Regions from separate parts of the Homo sapiens genome. Here region 2 is linked to region 1. A link is an interaction called in ENCODE POLR2A ChIA-PET data of the cell type or tissue named here. Cell type or tissue: PC-9. All regions are shown on one strand. Each heading gives the region's core, and the rest is flanking DNA. Links, peaks and the distances in the headings are about the cores only. Region 1 overlaps UBE2G1 (ubiquitin conjugating enzyme E2 G1). Region 2 overlaps UBE2G1 (ubiquitin conjugating enzyme E2 G1).

Evidence for each region. ChIA-PET counts read pairs that join two places held together with the same protein. Peaks named below come from ENCODE experiments on the same cell type or tissue, not always from the same donor. Only the 100,000 strongest peaks of a DNase experiment are listed, where the experiment ranks them.
Region 2: POLR2A ChIA-PET joins it to region 1 with 18 read pairs; 9 of 35 experiments call an interaction of 5 or more read pairs at or near these places.

The regions. Positions count from the first base shown.
Region 1 is chr17:4,342,311-4,351,586 of GRCh38, forward strand. The region is part of intron 1 of UBE2G1 (ubiquitin conjugating enzyme E2 G1); the gene reads right to left. Among named protein-coding and RNA genes, the nearest start is that of UBE2G1, 20 kb to the right of the region's middle. In PC-9, for the core only: no CTCF peak of the experiment used is centred there; no DNase peak of the experiment used is centred there; H3K27ac peaks cover 1,522 bases.
Region 2 is chr17:4,271,754-4,281,029 of GRCh38, forward strand. It overlaps UBE2G1 (ubiquitin conjugating enzyme E2 G1), which reads right to left. Exons shown (of 6, transcript NM_003342.5): 6 at 1-763. Among named protein-coding and RNA genes, the nearest start is that of ANKFY1, 12 kb to the left of the region's middle. In PC-9, for the core only: no CTCF peak of the experiment used is centred there; no DNase peak of the experiment used is centred there.

The sequences.
Region 1 (9,276 bases), core at 826-8,825:
TCACACACTCTACCCTTCAAATATTGTGTTCCTTCTAGGCCAGGCGCAGTAGCTCATACCTGTAATCCCAGCATTTTAGGAGGCCAGGCTGGACAACAAAGTGAGACCCCATTTCTACAAAAAATGTTAAACATTAGTCAGGCGCAGTGGTGCATGCCTATGGTCCCAGCTACTGGGGAAGCTGAGGCTTGAGCCCAGGGGTTCGAGGCTGTGGTGAGCCATGTTTGTGCCACTGAACTCCTGCTGGGCAACAAATCGAGATCCTGCCTCAAAGAAAAAGAAAAGAATTCTATTCCACCAGCAAATTCCAACAGCTCTATTTAGGAAATACACCCAAGAATTAAACCACTTTGTTCTCGGCTCCAATACAGGTCCAAGCTAGCATCATGTCTCATCTGACTCTCCGTGCAGTCTATATTCTCAGCATAGCAAGCCAAGAATGATCTCATTAAAATGTAAATCAGGTCATATCACTCCAGTGCTGAAAAACCTCACGGGTACCTCACTCTGAGTAAAAGCCTAAATCCTTACCTGTAAAAAATCACACAGCCTCCCCTCCACACCCTTTGCTGCTCCTCTGACATTGCCAGGCCTCTCTCCCACTGCAGCGCCCCTGTACTGTTCTTCTCTTGGCCTGGAAAGCTCTTCAAGACATCAGTACTCCACCCTCAACTTTTCATTCCCTTTCCCCGCTTTATTTTCTCTCCAGGGCACTTATCACTACCTAATACACCACATTTTTAATTTAATTATCTAGTTTACCATCTGTCTTCCCACAATAACTGCAAAACTTTGTACCAGCAAAACTTTCATGTCCTGTTCTTTAATGTACTGCTATGTTTACAAAAGTAGGCACTCAAATATTTGTTAAATGTAGAATTCAATTTGAAGATTATGTGTGATCTGCCAGCACTTTAAATTCAAAGTACCAACATAAGGTAATTTTTACATGATCCTATGGCTTAAAGGCTCTAAAAGTTTATATTAATAACAAGTCCAGGCCAGGCGCGGTAGCTCACGCCTGTAATCCCAGCACTTTGGGAGGCCCAGGTGGGTGGGTCACCTGAGGTGTAGTCCCAGCTACAAGGGAGGCTGAGGCAGAAGAATTGCTTTAACCCAGGAGGCGGAGGTTGCAGTGAGCCAAAATCATGACACTGGACTCCAGCCTGGATGAAAAGAGTGAGACTCCATCTCAAAAAAAAATTTTATGTCCAAGCCCTCTTTTCATATATATGAAGGTTGGTTTGGGTGGCATTTCACTATACTCTTCTTCAAACCTTTTTTCTTTTTTTTTTTGAGACGGAGTCTCGCTCTGTCGCCCAGGCTGGAGTGTGGTGGCGCAATCTCGGCTCACTGCAAGCTCCGCCTCCTGGGTTCACGCCATTCTCCTGCCTCAGCCTTCTGAGTAGCTGGGACTACTGGCGCCCACCACCACGCCCGGCTAATTTTTTGTACTTTAATTAGACACAGGGTTTCACTTGTTTGCCAGGATGGTCTCGATCTCCTGACCTCATGATCCGCCCGCCTCATTCTCCCAAAGTGCTGGGATTACAGGCGTGAGCCACCGCGCCCAGCCTCAAACCTTTTTTCAAGAGGAGCAGAAACATTTATACTGGTAGATTTCTCCTCAGTTGCAACAGATACAAACTCTGGAGACTAAAGCTCTGGGGATGTTTCTGGAAAAAAATAGCAATGACTATTAGCCAAAAGACAAAAACAGGCAAACAAATACAATGGTACTCCAACAGGCTTCTAAAACAGCACTAAGTCCTTCATTTATTGAAGGAGGAGCCAAGGTTATTCTCAATCAATCGTAAAGCAAGTTCATAGGAGGAATAAATTGCATACCAAGAAAAAAAGCAATCAAGAGTTAAGTACTTAGAGCTGTTAACACTGAGTGTTATACAAAGTAAGTCTGTACCTCAAAGAATCTACAATCAAGAAGCCCGGCCGGGCGCGGTGGCTCGCGCCTGTAATCCCAGCACTTTGGGAGGCCGAGGCAGGCGGATCACGAGGTCAGGACATTGAAACCATCCTGACTAACACAGTGAAACCCCGTCTCTACTAAAACTACAAAAAATTAGCTGGGTGTGGTGATGGGGGCCTGTAGTGCCAGCTACTCGGGAGGCTGAGGCAGGAGAATCTCTTGAACCCGGGAGGCGGAGGCTGCAATGAGCCGAGATTGCGCCACTGCACTCCAGCCTGGACGACAAGAGTGAAACGCCATATGAAGAAAGCTCTCAAAAAAAAAAAAGGAAAGGAAAAAGCTCTCAGCCAGGTGCGGTGACTCACACCTGTAATCCTAGCACTTTGGGAGGCTGAGGCCAGAGGTTTGAGACCGGCCTGGGCAACACAATGAGAAACCCCCATCTCTACAAAAAATAAACATAAAACTTAGCTGGGTGTGGTGGTGTACCATGTGGTGGTATAGTCCTAGCTACATGGGAGGCTGAGACAGGAGGATCACTTGAGCCCAGGGGTTTGAGGCTGCAGTGAGCTATCACTGTGCCACCTCATTGCAGCCTGGGCTACAGAGACTCTGTCCCTAAATATATAAAAAATAAATAAAAAATAAAAGGGATGAGAGTTAAGGTATTAAAAAATAAGTATTTTACCTGCCTTCAGAAATTTCCCACAATTCAAAATTCAAAAATGTTTATGTGGCTAAGAAATGAAGAATCAAACTTCAAATTACAAACAGAATTACTGAAAATTTTAAATGAGCTTTGCAAATACATTAATTCAGAACTAAAAGTCTGATATGATGTCACATTAAAGCAAGAAGCCCAGAAGGGACAAGCAGAGTGACAGCACCAAATGGGCAGCCAGAAATACAAGGAAGTCCAAGCCCCTCATGAGCAACTTAGTTTTCATGACTTTTTTCCAACTTTTATTTTAGATTCAGGGGGTTATTACTTTGTTTGAGGGGAAAAGGTGTCAACAACTTTTCTCTGCAATGTTTAGCCAAAGGTAATCTAATAAATAATCAAATAATCTTTCCCACACAAGCCTCGAGCAGATTCTAATGGCCTGAAAAGTACAAATGATGCTCAATTTGAATTTTAAACAATATTGTTCCACTTTCATTCTATAAAGAAAATGAAAATATAATTTACTCTGAAAGGCACTTTTAAAAATTCAATTCCTGGCTTATTTCCAGTAACTTACAAATATTCCCTATACATAACTTTCATTGATCCCTTTAAAACTTTAAAAATCACACATACAGTAAATAAACCTTCGGTAACACTATAAAAACAATTACTATTACTTCTAGCAATTACTTATCAAGGCAAATAAACAGCTACTGAATTTACCATTGAACTTTCTTTAGTCATAGTAACGAGAGATATCTGGTACTCCATTGCATTTACTGAAAAAATGTTTACAGACTTAAGACTTGTTTACTCTTCTAATAGTCACCTACTACACAATTCTCATCTTACAAGGGAAGGTCTCTTGTTGATCTTCAGAGCATGAAATCAGAGACAGCTTTAGTATGTAGATCCCCAAGTAAAAATAGAACAGATTCCAGGGACTCAAAATGAGAAGGCGGAGGAAGAACAACTCTTATTTAAGAAAACAACCTACAGTTCTATTCAAAATCATAAAATGGATGATTATATTTCATATAATTTGGATACCAAGTGTTGAATAATTCAAGATTGCACTTTTAGAATTCATTTTACCTTGGGATTACTAATAGGATTCTAGCATCTGCTATTGATATTGCAACAATATAGGATTCAGAATTGCTAAACAACTTCCTCTTTATAAAAATGACTAACCTTAAAATACAGTCTGATTTACAACCAGTAATCTGAAGACCAATTTTAACTCATACTTTCTACCTTCTGAAAGCCTTTTACACTAATTAAATAAACATCAAATGTTAGTACTAACCAACAATAACCATGAATGCCTCACTCAGACTAAAAGCCTAAATCCTTACCTGTAAAAACCACACAGACTCCCCTCCACACCCTTTGTTGCTCCTTATCCAGACTTATACCGAAATAATCCTAAATATGTATTAGATAGCTAATACACTTGTTTTGTATGGTCCTTCACAGTAGATGAGTTACTGCAGTCTCATCTATACAGCTTACATTTTCTTCTTCTTTTTTTTTTTTTTTTTTTTTGAGACAGAGTCTCGCGCTGTTGCCCAGGCTGGAGTGCAGTGGCGCGATCTCGGCTCACTGCAACCTCTGCCTCCTGGGTTCAAGCGATTCTTCTTGCCTCAGCCTCCCAAGTGGCTGGGACTATAGGTGTGCACCACCATGCCCGGCTAATTTTTGTATTTTTAGTAGAGACGGGGTTTCACTATGTTGGCCAGGCTGGTCTTGAACTCCTGACCTCGTGATCCACCCGCCTCGGCCTCCCAAAGTGCTGTGATTACAGGTGTGAGCCACCGCGTCCAGCTCCAGCTTACATTTTCAATAGAAGTCAAGAAAGGAAGACAGAGGAAACTTAAACTCTGTGATTCATTCAAAATATATTTGCTGAGTATCTATATATGCCCAGTATTGTGTTATGTGCTAGTGATATAATGTAGCACAGGATCAGACGCGGTGGCTCATGCCTGTAATCCCAGCACTTTGGGAGACCAAGGCGGGCGGATCACTTGAGGTCAGGAGTTGGAGACCAACCTGGCCAACACAGTGAAACCCCGTCTCTACTAAAAATACAAAAATTAGCCGGGCATGGTGGTGTATGCTTGTAATCTCAGCCACTCAGGAGGCGGAGGCAGGAGGATCGCTTGAGCCCAGGAGGCGGAGGTTGCAGTGAGCCAAGATCATGCCACTGCACTCCAGCCCTGGGCAACAGAGTTACTCCAGCTCAAAAAAATAATAATAAATGTACCACAGGTTGAGTATCCCTTATCTAAAATGCTTGGGACCAAAAACATTCTGGATTTCAGATTTTGGAATATTTGCATACACATAATGAGACATCCTGGAAATGTAACCCAAGTCTATTAAACACAAAATTTATTTATGTTTCATTCACAGGCACATCTTGTTTTAATGCACTTCAGTTACTGTGTTTTTAACAAATTGAAGGTTCATCAAGCAAGTCTATCAGTGCCATTTTTCCAACATCATGTGCTCACTTGATGTCTCTGTGTCATATTTCGGTAATTCTCACAGTATTTCTTCTTTTTTTTTTTTTTTTTTTTTTGGACATAGAGTCTCGCTCTGTCACCCAGACTGGAGTGCAGTGGCACAATCTCAGCTCACTGCAACCTCCACCTCCTAGGTTTGAGAGATTCTCATGCCTCAGCCTCCCAAATAGCTGCAACTACAGGCAAATGCCACCATGTCTGGCTAATTTTTGTATTCTTTTAGTAGATACAGGTTTTCACCACGTGGACCAGGCTGGTCTCAAACTCCTGACCTCAAGTGATCCACCCATCTCAGCCTCCCAAAGTGACAGGATAAAGGCGTGAGCCACCGCGCCTGGCCAGTTTTTTTCATTATTACTATATTTGTTATGGTGATCTGTGATCAGTGATCTTTGGTTTTTCTATTATAATTGTTTTGGGGCACCACGAATTGTGCCCATATGAGAAAGCAAGCTTAATAAACGTTGTGTGTGTTCTGACTGCTCCACCAACTGCCAGTTCCTGTCTGTCTCCCTGATTCTCAGGACTCCCAATTATCCTGAGACACAACAATACTGAAATTAAGTCAAATAATAACCCTAGAATGGCCTCTAAATGTTCAAGTGGTCTCACTTTAAATCAAACGCTAGAAACGATTAAGATTAGTGGACACCTGGCCAAGAAATTTTAAAAGTTAGCCAGGCGCAATGGCGTGCACCTGTAGTCCCAACTACTTGGGAGGCTGAGGCAGGAGGATCACCTAAGCCCAGGAGGCTGAGGCTGCAGTGAGCTATAACCACACCACTGCACTCCAGTCTAGGTGACAGAGCAAGACCCTGTCTGTAAAGAAAAAAATAGGCCGGGCGCGGTGGCTCACGCCTGTAATCCCAGCACTTTGGGAGGCCGAGGCGGGCGGATCACGAGGTCAGGAGATCGAGACCATCCCGGCTAAAACGGTGAAACCCCGTCTCTACTAAAAATACAAAAAATTAGCCGGGCGTAGTGGCGGGCGCCTGTAGTCCCAGCTACTTGGGAGGCTGAGGCAGGAGAATGGCGTGAATCCGGGAGGCAGAGCTTGCAGTGAGCCGAGATCCCGCCACTGCACTCCAGCCTGGGCGACAGAGCGAGACTCCGTCTCAAAAAAAAAAAAAAAAAAATTAAAGAACAGGCCGGGGGCAATGGCTCATGCCTGTAATCCCAGCACTTTGGGAGGCTGAAGTGGGTAGATCATGAGATCAGCAGTTCAAGACCAGCCTGGCCAACATGGTGACACCCCACCACTACTAAAATACAAAAATTAACTAGGCATGGTGGCATGTGCCTATAATTCCAGGTACTCAGGAGGCTGAGGCACAAGAATCACTTGAACCTGGGAGGCAGAGGTTGCAGTCAGCTGAGATTATGCCACTGCACTCCAGCCTGGGAGACACAACAAGACTCCGTCTCAAAAAAATAAAAATAAAAATAAAAATTAATTAATTAATAATAATAGGGCCGGGCACGGTCGCTCACACCTGTAATCCCAGCACTTTGGGAGGCCAAGGCAGGCAGATCACGAGGTCAAGAGTTCAAGACCAGCCTGGCCAACATGGTGAAACCCAGTCTCTACTAAGAATACAAAAATTAGGCTGGGCGAGGTGGCTCACGCCTGTAATCTCAGCACTTTGGGAGGCCGAGGTGGGCAGATCACGAGGTCAGGAGTTTGAAAACAGCCTGACCAACATGGTGAAACCCTGTCTCTACTAAAATACAAAAATTAGCCAGATGTCGTGGCGCATGCGTGTAGTCCCAGCTACTCAGGATGCTGAGGCAGGAGAATTGCTTGAACCCGGGAGGCAGAGGTTGCAGTGAGCCAAATTTGCACCACTGCACTCCAGCCTAGGACTACCATGAGAATGGTGTGACACCATATATGTTTTTCTTTAAGGATGGTTTAGAGATGGAAAAATGTTAACAAATTTGGCAATTACTTTGGATCACCTGCCGTCATAACTGGCTGCTGCTTGTCATTCACACAACACCAGAACTTAAAACAAATGGAACTGATGTCATCTTGAACTCTTCATTTATTTTGATTTGGAATGGAGGCATTGTTTTTAAAAAAAAAACACGTCACATAGTTGTCTAAAAATAAAATACATTTAATTGGCCAGGCGCTGTGGCTCACGCCTGTAATCCCAGCAGCTTGGGAGGCCGAGGTGGGCGGATCACGAGGTCAGGAGATTGAGACCATCCTGGCTAACACGGTGAAACCCCGTCTCTACTAAAAATACAAAAAATTAGCCGGGCGTGGTGGCATGCACCAGTAGTCCCAGCTACTCGGGAGGCTGAGGCAGAAGAATGGCATGAACCCGGGAGGCGGAGCTTGCAGTGAGCCGAGATTGCGCCACTACACTCCAGTCTCGGCGACAGAGCGAGATTCCGTCTCAAAAAAAAAAAAAATTACATTTAACCTCAAATTAAATAAATAAAAGGACACTGTAATATAACATCTTCACAATACCCAAAATGAGTTTCAAAGGCCTGTTACTTATAGCATACCTATTCAAAGTGGGAGAGAGGGGACCTCACCATCTTGCTCAGGCTGGTCTCAAAACTCCTGGACTCAAGCAATCCTCCTGCCTCGGCCTCCCAAAATGTTGGGATTACAGAAGTTAAGTCACTGCACCCAGCGCTTAAAACTTTTTCAGAATCTTCTTATATACAAATGAGCAAATTTCTATCTTACATATTATGGCTAATGTAACTAACTTAGAACATTGTTGGCCAGGCGTGGTAACTCACACCTGTATTCCCAGCACTTTGGGAGGCTGAGAAGGGTGGATCACCTGAGGTCAGGAGTTTAGGACCAGCCTGGCCAACATGGTGAAACCTCGTCTCTACCAAAAATACAAAAATTAGCTGAGCATGGTGGTGCGCCTGTAATCCCAGCTACTCAGGTGGCTGAGGTGGGAGAATTGCTTGAACCTGGGAGGCAGAGGCTGCAGTAAGCTGAGATTGTGCCACTGCACTCCAGCCTGGGCAACAGAGCAAGACCCTGTCTCAAAAAAAACAAAAAAGAACACTGTCAAGGCAGTTAAAACTAAGTATCACCTTGAACATTTCAAAATAAATAATAAAGAATTCAGAGAACATCTGGCTCTGAACAGTGTCAGTCTCCAAATTAAACTAATTGTAAAAATGTGCACCCAGCAACTTAGACGTAATTATTTAGGTTATAATTTATCTATTTAAATCACTCTTAGATGATGCAGCTATATCATTTTCCTGATAATGATGTCTTCGCCATTCCAACAGAGAAAATGTTTGAATCCAGCTCATTTAAAAATAGTATGAGGCTGGACGTGTTGGCTCACGTCTGTAATCCCAGCACTTTGGGAGGCCGAGGAGGGCAGATCACGAGGTCAGGAGGTCGAGACCATCCTGGCTAACATGGTGAAACCCCGCCTCTACTAAAAATACAAAAAAACTAGCCGGGCATGGTGGCAGGCGCCTGTAGTCCCAGCTACTCGGGAGGCTGAGGCAGGAGAATGGCGTGAACTCGGGAGGCAGAGCTTGCAGTGACCCGAGATCTCACCACTGCACTCCAGCCTGGGCGACAGAGCAAGACTTCGTCAAAAAAAAAAAAAAAAAATTTAGCCAGGTGTAGTGGTGCGTGCCTGTAATCCCAGCTACTCGGGACTCTGAGACAGGAGAATCACCTCTGCCCAGGAGGCAGAGGTTGCAGTGAGCCTGGCTGACAGAGGGAGACTGTCTCACGGGGGCTGGGGGGTGGGGGAAAGGTTAAAAATAAGAGAAACTGAATGCAGGGTATGTAAGAACTCACTGTACTATTCTCACAGTTCTTCTGTGTATCTGAAACTCTTCTAAAAAGGTTTATTTAAAAACAAAAATCCTATCACAGTCATATTGCTTCCCCAATAGCCATGCCATATGGCTTAGAGGCTGAAGAGGGTAGCAGGCAACACAATACCCTCGTCTGTGCCACTGCTGCACCTGCAAGAGTTAAATATAAACCAAACTGGATAACGAGAATTTTGTTGTATCCATTTGGCAAATGCTCAGGGCAGAAGAAGAGCAAAGGTGTCATCCTAAGGGAGAGATGTAGAAATAACCAGAGAAGATAGCAAAAATACAGTATTTTCCTAGGGGAACTATCATACCATAAATGT
Region 2 (9,276 bases), core at 718-8,717, 71 kb before region 1:
AGAACCATCTATTTTTAGTTCTCAGGGGTAATGACTGGGATCAAGAGCTCACAACGGCCAATAAATGTTATTGCTATATCCAATCCAAGAGGTGGGTGCAACTAGAATACAAAAAGGACAAAGCACCTAGTGATGACTCCTTCGAAGTCATCATTAAAAATCAAGTAATTGCTCATTAAGTATTTCAGTATTTGAACTAAATCATTTGAGAACATTCTGGCAGGTAAGAGATAAAAGCAAAGGGGAGTGTGTCAAAACAAAGAAGATACAAAAGTTTAGTAAGTGAAAAGAGTTTAATGAAGCCTCAAGGGTTTAAGGGAAATTAAATGGAAACTTTTAATCCTAATTGCTTTTCATCTGACATGCTTAAAGGAATCCTTTTAAACTGATAAGAAACAATGAATAGGAAAGAAAACCTGCTAAAATCTCTTAGAATTTACACGATTCTTATTCTACTACAAGAAAGCATTATTTGGTACAAGGTGTATTTGTGGATGTACATGAACAGTATATATATTATCCGGATCATGTTGTGCTATGTACAGGTCTTTACAATTCTTCCTGAAGGTTAAAACAGTTCATTAGAATTCAAAATGCGTAATCATCTGTAAGTTGGCACTTGTTAGGCTCTTGTCAGCATTGATAACTGGCATGTTTTATTGCAGCCCAGTTCCAGCCAGTGTTTGCCAACTTGTACAACAGAAGTCCAGCAATAGGTGGGTAGAGTGCAGGAAAAACAGTGCCATGTTTCTCAATTGGAGACCTACAACAACAAAAACAACATTATATAGTCAATTCATCAATTACAAAAGAATTAACTGTAAGTAGGTTTTATCCATATTAGATTTATTTGACAACAAATCCTTAATTTCATTCTGAGCTCACTTTGTTTCTATCTATTATGGTAGCTCACAGCCACGTGGGTATATTTAATTTTAAATGTAAATTAATTGCCATTAAGTACAATTTACAATTTAGTTCCTGAGTCATGCTAAGCACATTTCACGTGCTCAGTAGTCACATGTGGCTAGTGACTGGCAAGCTGAACAGCACAGCTGTATCCTTATCATCACAGAACGTTCTACTGGACAGCGCTAATTTAGATTTTTCAATACTTCAAATGTCTTTCAACTTATATTAAATCTAGAATCCATAAGAGAAGATTTAAAAGCCAAGTGATTTGGAAATTTACAAACATTTGAGGATGTTCAGAGAAACAACTTAAGATTGCCACACTTCCCAACTTGCTAAATTCTATCTAACTCACTATAGCTCCCTTCAAACCCATTTTCTCCACAAAGCCTGCCACAAATGACCCTCCATCCCAACCACAGTTTCTAAGTGTTTCAAATCTGTTGGCCTCGTATCATCCAGTTAGACTGTAAGTCAAGAACACATCTACATAAAAAGCAGCACCGCCTCATCGAGTTCTGATGTGCCAAGCAGCATGCTAAGCGCTTTACAAACTCATTTCCTGAATGCTCACAATCATCATTATGAAGGAGTCTCCCCTCTAAAGCTGAGACAAGTTCACATAGCCAATAAATGGCTGAGTTTCCTGTTCAAAAAGTTAGAAAAACACTAGGTTGAAGTTTTTGTTTGTTATTTATTTGAGACAGGGTCCCACTCTGTCCCTCATGCTGGAGTGTAGTGGCATGAACATGGCTCACTGCAGCCTCTGGGCTCAAGTGATCTTCACACCTCAGCCTCCCAAGCAGCTGGGACCACAGGCACACACCACCATGCCCAGATAATTTTTAATTTTTTTTTGTAGAAACAGGGTCCTCACCACGTCACCCAGGCTGGTCTTGAACTACAGGCTCAAGCAACGCTGCCACCTCGGCCTCCCAAAGTGTTGGGATTACAGGCATGTGCTACTGCACCCAGTGGTTAAAGCTTTAAAAGTCTCATTTGACTATTAGACTTTTCAGAGTCTTTATTATATTAATATGTGCTTTGAAAGGGGGGTGGGTGGGGGCGCCAAGGACAGCAGAAAAGGAAACACCTATTAGGACTGCATCTTTAGGTCAAGTGTTCCAAAGAACTCAGAAACTCTGAATCCATTGCCATGCACAATTTTGGGCAAAAGAAACAGAAGATGACTAAGAAATCAAGGGATATAATTTTAAATTCCTCACAGAGAAGCCAAATATACCTAAAGAGTTATGACAAATTTTAACTCACACCAGACATGTTCAAAATTCAGCATGCCTTCTAAAGCCCAATATGAACTTACCAATTTTTTTTTTTGAGACGGAGTCTTGCTCTGTCACCCAGGCTGCAGTGGCGCGATCTCGGCTCACTGCAAGCTCCGCCTCCCTGGTTCACGCCATTCTCCTGCCTCAGCCTCCCGAGTAGCTGGATCTACAGGCACCCGCCACCACACCCGGCTAATTTATTGTATTTTTAGTACAGATGGGGTTTCATCCTGTTAGCCAGGATGGTCTTTTTTTTTTTTTTTTGAGACAGAGTCTTGCTCTGTCGCCCAGGCTGGAGTGCAGTGGCGCGATCTCGGCTCACTGCAAGCTCCACCTCCCGGGTTCGCGCCATTCTCCTGCCTCAGCCTCCCGAGTAGCTGGGAATACAGGCGCCTGCCACCATGCCCGGCTAATTTTTTGTATTTTTAGTAGAGACGGGGTTTCACTGTGTTAGCCAGGATGGTCTCGATCTTCTGACCTCGTGATCTGCCTACCTCGGCCTCCCAAAGTGCTGGGATTAGAGGCGTGAGCCACCACGCCTGGCCAAATTGATCTATCTTACAATCACTCAAATGCAACCATACCAAAAGCTCTGTTGTGGGGAGAAAGAAAGCCATTTAGACAACCTCCCTACAAGATCCTGAGAGGTAGAACGACTGCTATATGTCTTTCCAAAAGACATGTACCAATCAATGTAAATGGCCCTTAGCAAAGCATGAAATGTACTAAGTAACAAATATATCACCTTCACCAGATACACGTATGCACATACATATTTTTATTAGAAAATCAAAAGACATACACTGAAACCCAAGAGATGGCCAGGCACAGTGGCTCCTGCCTGTAGTCCCAGCACTTTGGGAGGCCAAGGTGGGAAGATTGTTAGACACCAGGAGTTCGAGACCAGCCTGGGCAACAGGAGACCCTTGTCTGTACAATAAATAATATAATTAGCCAGCCACGGTGGCACATGCCTGTGGGAGGACAACTTGAAGCTAGGAGTTCAAGGCTGCAGTGAGACATGAGTGTACCACTGCACTGAAGCCTGAGTGACAGTAAGAGTGAGACCTTGTCTCAAAAAAGGAACAGAACAGGGCAGGGGAGGACGCCACTGCACTCCAGCCTAGGCAACAGAGCAAGACTCCCGTCTTAAAAAAAAACAACACTAAAATCAGGCGACCTAGCCTTTTAATAGCAAAGATCCAGTTTTAAACAGCATTACCCTTTTCAGCAGAGGAAAAAGAAAATCTATCCCTCTTCCCTTTTAATAAAAGTTATACTAAATTCTAAATAGAGACAAGGCCTCAGTACAGAAAAGGCAGGTTTTGTCATTCTTTTCTCCAGAAAGATAAATGTGAAACTGAATTAACCAGCACAACACTGCAAATAAATGGTGCTGACTTGCAACAGTCATTTACATTTTAAGCATATCCATTTCGCAGAATTTATGTTTCAATATTAATTGAAATTATATCAATTGCACCTGTCATTTGCCTCATATCTTCTCAGAATTATGCCTGCTTTTTAACCTAAAAATCTGGAGATGGTTTACCTCCAAAGAACTTGAGTGTCTTATTCCATTTATTAATATTTCTAAAACTAGAGTCGTCTTTAATTTTCCATATGGCTACAAAACCTAATCTTTTAAAAAGATCTAAAAAAATATAAAACAGACCAATGTGCTCCCAAATAGAAGCCACTTTTTGATGTTAATGACAAAAATAAAAGTAATTCTTCAATCATAGGGAAGTATTTCAATGATCTTAAGTGTTTCAATGATCTTGTAAGTGAAAACAGCCAATACCAATTAAGTTTTCCCCATTACCCTTCACAAAAAAATGCTTCCAAAAGTTCCAAATCACCCTACACAGCCACCCAGTGTACTCCTGCTCCGTCACCAATCCGCTGACTTTTTCCCCCACACTGGGACCGTGCTGCTCGTCGTCTTCTACCATGAGATTGGTGAGTAGCTCTAACACCAACTTCCTTTCTGAGCTCTCTGTGAGAACTCACTCTCCTAACTCTCCTGCATGTTACCAAGCCAGTCTCTGTCTCTTCCTTCTGTACCCTAATTGTGCAGTCTCCAAGTTGTCCTTGCCCTGGTAAGTACTGCTCTCTACACCAAACAGATCTTCATCTCTACTCTGGAGACTTGCAATGTCACCAGCAGCCCTACTTCTAACCTCTATCCTAACCACCTCAAATTGAGTCATGGTCTGCTTCTACTCCCACTGAAGCCCCCCCGCCCTTTTTTTTGGAGACAGAGTTACCCTCTGTCGCCCAGGCTGGAGTGCAGTGGTGCAATCTCCGCCTCCCAGGTTGAAGTGATTCTCCTGCCTCAGCCTCCCGAGTAGCTGGGATTACAGTCGCACACCACCGTACTGGCTAATTTTTTTTTTTGTATTTTTAGTAGGAAGCGGTTTTGCCATGTTGGTCTCAAACTCCCACCCACCGATCTTCGCCTCCCAAAGTGCTGGGATTACAGGCGTGAGCCACTGCCCCTGGCCTCCACTGAAGTTTTTAATGTGGTTTAACCTTACTTTGTTTTATGCTTGGTCTACCTGGCTAGGCAAACAGTCTTTACAGGTCAGTATAGTGTATCTATCGCATTCTATGTGTTCCTTCTTTCCCCAAGAGGACAGTGCCTTTGCAAATGTGTTAGAAATAACTATAGATTCATGCCCCACATCTGCAACTAAGTAAGGCAGGCAGGCAGCCTTCTACCTTACTGTGCTGAGTTACGCAATCCGTAGTACTTATTCTGGGTCAAGTTCCCTAGGAAACGGATTCTGAGGCAGAGATTTGAGGTTTGTCAGGAGGTGCTCTCAAAAACAAGAGTGAGGGATGCAAGCTTAGACAAAGGGAGAAGATGAACTAACTCAAGGCAGTTGAAACAAAGGCCTCAGTCAATACTATGTTAGAATGACCTTCCCGAGAATTCCCAAACAAGACAAAAGAGCCAGTTGACCAAGCCTTTGTACCAACCCAACTCCACCCGTCTAATCCACTAGTCACTGAATGCAGGTAAGCACCAGCGATTCCTACAGGGGAACTCAGCTGTGCTTTACAGCAGACAAGGTTCCCGAAGCTTGGGAATGACTGCCTCCCTCAAGGCAGTCTACCCACACCTGGCTCACCCTCTCTCACTTGCTGCCTCTGATGAAGCCAACTGCCATGTTGTGAATTGACTTATGGAGAGGTCTTCAGTAGACAGAACTGAGGGAGAACTCCAGCCAACAGGCAGTGAGGAGGAACTCAGTCGTGCCTGGAACCAGATGCACCCCAGTTGAGTCAACACCTTGACCACAGCCTTATGAGAGACCCGGAGTCAACCAAGCCACACCCAGATCCCATGGCCATGGAAATCATGAGATAATAAATGTTGTTTCAAGCCACTAAGTTTTAGTAATTTGTTACGTAGCAATAAAGAACCAATACAGTCCCTCTAGCCTTGGTGCAGAACGGAGTCCTCCTGTCCAGTGGTACACAAAGTAGCCATGGTTCTCATCTGTGGCAAGGGGAGAATTTGTTTCCTTTTCCTCTCTATTCTTCCTACCCCACAGCTGAATTAGAACATAAGGGTACTAATAATCTCTATATAGGACAAGGTATAAACACTAACAAAATGTGAGATAAAGCCTGGGCCAAGTGGCACCCACAGTAATCCGTGCATTTTGAGAAAATATGTGTGGGTCATGGACTTGAATGTAGATAAATATGTATTTTCAAATAATCTTAAATTGATTTCACTTTCAGTTCAGCCCAGACAGACAATACATTTTTCAAGTGTTTATAGTGAGTTTTCGTTCACGTCTATGTCCTATCACATGACTGAAAACACAAAAAATACTCAGAAAGTGCATGGTGATAAAGCCGTGAGAAAAGCCAGCCTTCAAGAAGAGACAGGTGAGGCTGCTGACTATTCAGTCTACAAAGCCGGCCTTGGGGAAACAGGTATCTTTTACATTTTTTTTTTTTTGTTTGAGATGGAGTCTCACTCTCTTGGCTCACTGCCTCTGCCTCCTGCAGCCTCTGCCTCCGGGATTCAAGTGATTCTCCTGCGTCAGCCTCCCAAGTAGCTGGAATTACAGGCGCCTACCACTACGCCCAGCTACTTTTTGTATTTTTAGTGGAGACGGGGTTTCACCATGTTGGCCAGGCTGGTCTTGAACTCCTGACCTCAAGTGATCCACCCATCTTGGCCTCCCAAAGTGCTGGGCTTACATGCATGCGCCACCGCGCCCGGCCTAAGGAAACAGGTTTCCATGGTATAAAGCCTTAATACAAAAAAATTGTGTAATGGCAATGACATTTAAAAATTAGGTGCACATCTCAATAAAAAGAAGACTGACTCATTTATTTAAGCATTTGATTGTCTACAGCAGGGGTGCCCAGTCTTTTGGCTTCTCTGAACCACACTGGAAGACAAATTGTCTTGGGCCACACAAAATACACTAACACTAACCACAGCTGATGAACTTAAAAAAGAAAAAATAAAAAAAAATCTTGATGTTTTACGAAATTCTACCAATTTGTGTTGGGCTGCATTCAAAGCTGTCCTGGGATACATGTGGCCCGCAGGCTGCAGGCTGGACAAGCTAGCATACTATACTCTGAATATCAGACAGATGAGTGAAATATAGACCCATTGTTAGAACACATTAGTGATTTTGGTGTGATGTATATTTAATTCAATTTTTAAATGATTACACTTTTAGTTCAACTAATGATTGGTTTAGGTACTTACTGAGGCATTTACTTCCTAAGCAGATTTTTAAAAGATGGTGAAAATAGGAATAATTTTTAGACTGCATGGTATATCTGGTAGTAAAGGGGAGCACTTCTGGTTATAATAAGGAGATCTGAAAGCACATCTAAATTTTTTCTAGAAACCAGAGATATCAAACATGAAAACAGGATAAATGGTGGACAGACTTTAGCTTTACTTCGGACTTAAACCTTTGCATTTGATACATTTAATCACAAAAATAAATTAAAATTAAGATAAACAAGCCAACCATTGAAAAATACAAAAGCCCATGGCCAGCCACAGTGGCTCATGCCTGTCATCCCAGCACTGTGAGAGGCCAAGGCAGGTGGATCACTTGAGGTCAGGAGTTCGAGGCCAGCCTGACCAACATGGTGAAATCCCATCTCTACTAAAAAATACAAAATAAGCCAGGAGTGGTGGCACACACCTGTAATCCCAGCTACTTGGGAGGCTGAGGCAGGATAATTGCTTGAACCTGGGAGGCGGAGGTTGCAGTGAGCTGAGATCACGCCATTGCACTCCAGCCTGGGCAATGAGAGTGAAACTCCATCTCAAAAAAAAAAAAAAAAATGCCCAAAACAGATCAACACGTACTGGCTGATGTGTTGGAAATCTGATTGTAGAACATAACAGGCACTGTGTACCAGTGGTGAAAGCAAGGACTTGTCAATAAATGGTACAGTCAACAGTTACACATCAGGGGAAAGTGGGGTGAGTGAAGTTCAACCTCTACCTCATACCATACACAAAAATCAATTTCAATGGATTCAACACAAATATGAAAAGCGAAACAAAACAGATTTTTGGTGGTTAAAAAAGAACAGGCTCTCTAGCCAAGAAACGAAAAGTAAAATCCATAAAGGAAAAGACTAATCAATTCACCTGCATTAAAATTAAGAACCTCAGGCCAGGTGCGGTGGCTCATGCCCGTAATCCCAGCACTCTGGGACGCTGAGGCACTAGAACTGCTTGAACCCAGGAGACGGAGATTGCAGTGAGCCGAGATTGCACCACTGCAATCCAGCCCGAGCGACACAGCGAAACTCTGCCCCCAAAAAAAAGTTATATATATATATATATATATATATATATATATATATATATATATATGAACCTCAGTTTGTCCAAAGGATACCACAAAGAAAATAAAAGGACAAGTACACAAATCAACAAACTGAAAAAGTAATCTAAAAACCTGAACACGCAATTCACAGAGAAAACCTCAATGGTCAAACACATGAAACGATATGCAATTTCACTGGTAACTAGGGCAATTCATATTAAGTCCACAATATCCAGATTTAGATAGATAGACTTTTTTTTTTTTTTTTGAGATGAAGTCTCACTCTGTAGCCCAGGCTAGAGTGCAGTGGCGTGATCTCGGCTCATCGCAGCCTCCGCCTCCTGGGTTCAAGTGATTCTCCTGCCTCAGCTTCCAGAGTAGCTAGGATTACAGGTGTGCACCACTGCACATGGCTAATTTTTTGTATATCTGGTAGAGACGAGGTTTCACCATGTTGGCCAGGCTGGTCTTGAACTCCCATCATCAGGTAATCCACCTGCCTCAGCTCCCACAAGTGCTAGGATTACAAGTGTGAGCCGCGGCACCTGGGCTTTTTTTTTTTTTTTTTTTTTTTTTTTTGAGATGGAGTCTCGCTCTGTTGCCCAGGCTGGAGTGCAATGATGCAATCTCAGCTCACTGCAACCTCCGCCTCCTGGGTTCAAGTGATTCTCCCATCTCAGCCTCCTGAGTAGCTGGGACTATAGGAGTGCACCACTACACCTTGGTAATTTTTATATTTTTTGGTAGAGATGGGGTTTCAGCCACATGGACCAGGCTGGTCTTGTAAGTGATCTGCCCATCTCAACCTCCCAAAATGCTGGGTTACAGGCATGAGCCACCATGCCCGGCTGGGAATCTTTTTTTTTTTTGGAACGGAGTTTTGTTCTTGTTGCACAGGCTGGAGTGCAGTGGTGTGATCTCGGCTCACCGCAACCTCCGCCTCCCGGGTTCAAGCGATTCTCCTGCCTCAGCCTCCTAACTGGGACAACAGGCGCACGCCACTGTGCCTGGCTAATTTTTTATATTTTTAGTAGAGATGGGGTTTCACCATATTGGCCAGGCTGGTCTTGAACTCCTGACCTTGTGATCCACCCGCCTCGGCCTCCCAAAGTGCTGGGATTACAGGTGTGAGCCACCGCACCTGGCCACAAAGGGGATCTTTATCCTTGCCAATGGGACTATGAAAAGAAGGAACACTTTAGAAAACAATTTGGCATTATCTACTCAAAATGAAATACGCGTAC